2 separate regions of the Homo sapiens genome follow, and region 1 is linked to region 2. Evidence: read pairs that join two places in POLR2A ChIA-PET (ENCODE). Cell type or tissue: Panc1. All regions are shown on one strand.

Region 1 (2,500 bases), 250 kb after region 2:
AGCCTGGGCCATTGAGCAAGACTCTGTCTCAAAAAAATAAATAAATACATTTGGGACAGGCCAACTCTGGGAATTGGGTACAAGAGAGGGCACATACAGGCATACAGCAGAACCTGGAGGAAAAGAACAAAACTTTGGCAGGTGCCAACAAAATTATGAAATCAGTCAGTAAGCCTCTGGGAGACACAATGTTCTGGAGATGGGCATCCCTGGAAGAGCAGGCTCTGTTCTCTACCAGTCAGATGCCTGTACATTTCCTTCCACCAAGTCAGGACTCCTGGCTTCTGTGGGAGTTCTTATCACCTGAGGGAAATCCAAACAGTCTCTCCTAGAAAGGAATAGTGTCACCAACCCCACCCATCTCCCTGAGACCATCCGACTTCCCTGTGTACAAGGATTTCTGGCTCTAACTGGGCCTGGGACCCCAAGCCTGGCAGACCAGGTGGGACACGTCCTCTGCTCACCGCGGGCACACACGTTGGTGGTCACCAAAACCTTCTCTTTGCCCTCTCGGAAGCGCTCAATCACTGCAGCCCTCTGTTCCACCATCATCTCCCCACTCAGCAGAGCCACCTGGTGGCCTTCTTTTGAGAGCTCTGCTGCCAGCCAACTAGCTGTTTTGCGAGTCTGTAGTGAAAAGAATTGTTTTTTATGAAGAGACCTGTTAAAAACAAAAGGAAGACAACTGCTAAAAAGTGGCTTGCCACGATTAAAATACATGAAGGCCCTGCTAAATCCAGTTAGGAGGTTAGGCTTAAAATTTCTCAATGAAGCATGGTAGTACACACCTGTAGTCCAAGCTACACACTTGAGCCCAAGTGTTCGAGGCTGGCCTGCACAACATGGCAAGAACCCATCTCAAAAAAAAATTTTTCTTTCAAATAGAATTTTAGTCATATGATTTTTTTCTTTTTAGATAAGTTATGTAACTGCTGTTACTTTTGTATCTAGGAAGAGTGTGGCTTTAGCCAAAGATCTTCATTCCTAAATAGTCTATGTTCTTGCCAGATATGGTGGCTCGTGCCTGTAGTCTTAGGCTTTGGGAGGCTGAGGCTGGAAGATTGCTTGAGGCCAGGAGTTTGAGACCAGCCTGGACAACATAGCAAGACCCCACCTCTACAAAAATAAAAATAAAAATTAGGCTGACATGCATGGGGCACATACCTGTAGCCCTAGTAACAAGAGCCAAGGCTGCAGTGAGCTATGACCATGCCACTGTATTCTGGCCTGAATGATAGAGCAAGACCTTATCTCAAAAACAAACAAACAACATATATATTTTAAAATTTTATTTTAAATTTAAATTTTTTGAGACAGGATCTCATTCTCTTGCCCACTCTGGAGTGCACAGTCACAGCTCACTGCAGTCTCAACCTCCTGGGCTCAATCAATCCTCCCATCTGAGCCTCCCAAGCAGCTGGGACCACAGGCATGCACCACCACGCCTGGCTAATTTTTAAAATTTTTGTAGAGATGGGGTCTTGCTATGTTGTGCAAGCTGGTCTTGAACTCCTGGGCTCAAGAAGATCCCCCCACCTCAGCCTCTCAAAAGGCTGGGATTACAGGCGTGAGCCACTGTGCCCAGCCATATATATATTTTTAATGATGAGGTCTCACTATGTTGCCCATGCTGGTCTGAACTCCTGGGCTCAAGCGATCCTCCAACCTCAGCCTCTTGAGTAGCTGGGACTACAGGTACTTGCCCAGCTTATACTCTTTTTTTGTTGTTGGTTTTTTGTTTGTTTGTTTGTTTTTGTATTGAGACAGAGTTTCGCTCTTGTTACCCAGGCTGGAGTGCAATGGAGCAATCACAGCTCACTGCAACCTCCACCTCCCGGGTTCAAGCGATTCTCCTGCTTCAGCCTCCTGAGTAGCTGGGATTACAGGTGCACACCACCACGCACGGCTAATTTTTTGTATTTTTAGTAGAGATGGGGTTTCACCATGTTGGCCAGGCTGGTCTTGGTCTCCTGACCTCAGGTGATCCACCCGCCTTGGCCTCCCAAAGTGCAGGGATTACAGGCATGAGCCACCGTGCCAGCCGCCCAGCTTATATTCTTAAAAATCTAAAAATTATTTCATTGGCTGTTACTTGGGGTTTTCTCCAAGTAATCACTAAGAAGTGGAATCAAAGTCTCCCTCTTACGACTCACTAAAACCTTAGGAGAACAAACCACTTCGTTTCTTCCCATGGCACCCAGGGGCATCCAGTCCTCCTGAGCCCTGTGGGGAGCTGGCTGAGAGGGAAGGGCCAGGCCTGCCACTGCCACTGCTACTCACATGGCAGAAGATCATGGCTTGAGCAATGGTGATGGCCCCGTAGAGGTTACACAAGGCCTGGAACTTCTCGTCTCTGCTGCTGCACAGGACATAGTACTGCTTGATGGTGTCCAGGGTCTCTTCCTCACGCTTCAGTTTGATAACGTTTGGGTCTGGGACCACTTTCTGGGCAAACTTCCACACAGAGTCTTCAAAGGTGGCGGAGAAAAGCAGCATCTGG
Region 2 (2,500 bases):
GTCCAAAGACCTACGGCAATATATAGTGGAGCAGCGCCCCACGGCCCATGCCAACCATTTGAGAATGTAGGTTTGTCAATTGACTAAACTCTGAAGGGCACACACAGAGAAGTGACTTGCTTTATGGTTATGTGGATCGGCTTTTTCCTGCAAGGCTGATGAAGGCAAAGGTTAAAAATTGAAACCCAGAGCAGACAGTTCTGCTGAGATATACTTCTCTGAGGCATACTTCAGAGCATCTTGGCTGGGACTGTCTTTGTCAAGTCTAGCTCAGGTCCCTCTTCCTGGGATCAGTGAAGCAGCAGCAGAATCGGGGTGGGGAAGCCAGGCCGTCAGAGGCAGAGGAAAGCCAGGCATAGGAGAGAAAGCCTGCTGCCTTCTTACCTGTTCACGTGCCAAGACTCGGTCTCCTAGGATTTGCTGGTGGCCTTAAGGGGCTCCAGGACCCCAAGCAGGTGCCTAAGGGCCACGGGCAGTGGGTGCCAGGTTGGAGAGGCTGAGGCTGCCCCCAACCCACAGTCCAGGCTTCCCGTCTGATGAGAAGGGCGGGGAAAGCAGGCCACTGCAGCTCTGCTCAGGAACCGAAGCCAGCAGGGGCGGGGCAGGGCCACGTGGCCCCCGCCTGCCTTGGACTGTGAAGTAGGAGGGAGTCTTCAACCCAGAGGACCCGCCAGGGGACTGCTCTGACTGAGGGCGCCAGCCAGTTGACTACAAGAAGTCCCCCAAACCCAGGCCCTGGCTCCCAGGCAGCTTGGACTGTTCTAAGGGACTACCCCAGCTCCTCTCCAGAACACTCGGCCTAGACAAAAGCTTCGTCTCATAAAACTAAAAGCCAGGTGATGGGGAGTTGGGTGTAGTGTGTAGTGACATGAGCCTCAGGGGGCTGAGGCAGGAGACTCTCTTGAGGCCAAGAGTTCGAGGCTGCAGTGAGCTGCAACTGCACCTGTGAATAACCACTGTGCTCCAGCCTGGGCAATATAGCGAGATCCTGTCTCTAAAAAAACGAAACAAAACACAAAACTGAGTGATGTGGTGGTGACTGGAGTGTGTGTGTGTGTTTGTGTGTGTGTGTGGGACTGGGGGTCCATTAGGTGGAAGAAAAGGCCTTTCTCTGATACATCATCCCTGTTGAGCACCAATGAGTTACCCAGTCTACAGATGAAGAGACATGAGCTCCAAAAGGTGAATAATCTTTTTTTTAATTTTAATTATTTTTTGAGACGGAGTTTCACAGCAGGGACTACAGGCACGCTCCACCATGCCCAGCTAATTTTGCATTTTTAGTAGAGATGGGGTTTCACCATGTTGGCCAGGCTGGTCTTGAACTCCTGACCTCAGGTGATCCGCCCATGTCAGCCTCCCAAGTGCTGGGATTACAGGCATGACCCGGCATGCCTTGCCTTTTTTCTAGACAATGTCTCACTCTATTGCCCAGGCTAGAGAGCAGTGGCACAATCACAACCCACTGTGGTCTTGACCTCCTGGGCTCAATCGATCCTCCCACCTCAGCCTCCCAAGTAGCTGGGACCACTACACCCAGCTAATTATTTATTTATTTATTTATTTATTTTTTTGTAGATACAGACGTCTCCCTATGTTGCCCAGGCCGGTCTCAAACTGCTGGCCTCAAGGAATCCTCCTGCCTTAGCCTCCCAAAGTGCTGGGATTTCAGGCTTGAGCCACTGTGCCTGGCCTTGGGTAAGATTCCTCACCCCTTTTCTGGGGCTTGAGCCCAGGAGTTAGAGACCAGCCTGCGCAACATAGAAAGACCCCCATCTCTGCAAATAAATAAATAATTAAAAATTAGCCAGGCATCATGGTAGCTCATGCCTGTAGTTATAACTACTCGGGAGGCTGAGGCAGGAGGATCACTTGAGCCCTGGAGGTCGAGGCTGCACTAAGCTATGACCAAGCCACTGCACTCCAGCCTGGATGACAGAGCAAGACCCTGTCTCTTTTCTTAGAAAAAAAAAAAAAAAAAGAGAGATTGAGAGAGAGAGAGAGAGAATCTTACCTAAGATTCCCCAGCTGGTTACTGAGGTCTGACCCCAAAGCCAGGTTTTCCTGAGGGACACAGGACCTGTCCTGGTGTAACACGTGGCCTCAGACCCAGCACTTACGGGAGTTGAGGTCCTTTCCCTCAGCACCATCACCAAAGGTACAGCCATTCTCCCTTCACCTGGGTCAGAGTGGGCAACTGCAGGGGCATCTTCAATATCTCTGTCAAGTTTTCATAGCAGGCTTCCTGATTTTACTAGACTGCATTTGGATTCATTAGGGATGGGCCAGTGGGGGAGGATAGGAGAACGGCTGTGTTCAAAGCCTCAAACTATCCAAGAGGGGAGTCTGTAGTGTTTCACTGAATGTGAGCACAGAATCCTGGATTTAGGAACCCCTTATTAACACCCAGTCTTCCACAGCCAACCTAGTCTGGAGTGCTGACCTTGCTGGATGCGGTGGCTCACGCCTGTAATCCCAGCACTTTGGGAGGCCAAGGCAG

The links. ChIA-PET counts read pairs that join two places held together with the same protein. Peaks named below come from ENCODE experiments on the same cell type or tissue, not always from the same donor. Only the 100,000 strongest peaks of a DNase experiment are listed, where the experiment ranks them.
Region 1: POLR2A ChIA-PET joins it to region 2 with 20 read pairs; 5 of 35 experiments call an interaction of 5 or more read pairs at or near these places.

The regions. Positions count from the first base shown.
Region 1 is chr16:70,329,849-70,332,348 of GRCh38, reverse strand. It overlaps DDX19B (DEAD-box helicase 19B), which reads right to left. Exons shown (of 12, transcript NM_007242.7): 9 at 2,281-2,500; 10 at 465-627. The region is part of intron 3 of DDX19A-DT (DDX19A divergent transcript); the gene reads left to right. Among named protein-coding and RNA genes, the nearest start is that of DDX19A-DT, 16 kb to the left of the region's middle. In Panc1, a CTCF peak has its summit at 576 (motif pointing left); no DNase peak of the experiment used is centred here.
Region 2 is chr16:70,577,934-70,580,433 of GRCh38, reverse strand. It overlaps a transcript of IL34 not described here. Among named protein-coding and RNA genes, the nearest start is that of SNORD111, 41 kb to the right of the region's middle. RefSeq lists enhancers at 21-526, 527-1,032. In Panc1, no CTCF peak of the experiment used is centred here; no DNase peak of the experiment used is centred here; H3K27ac peaks cover 902 bases.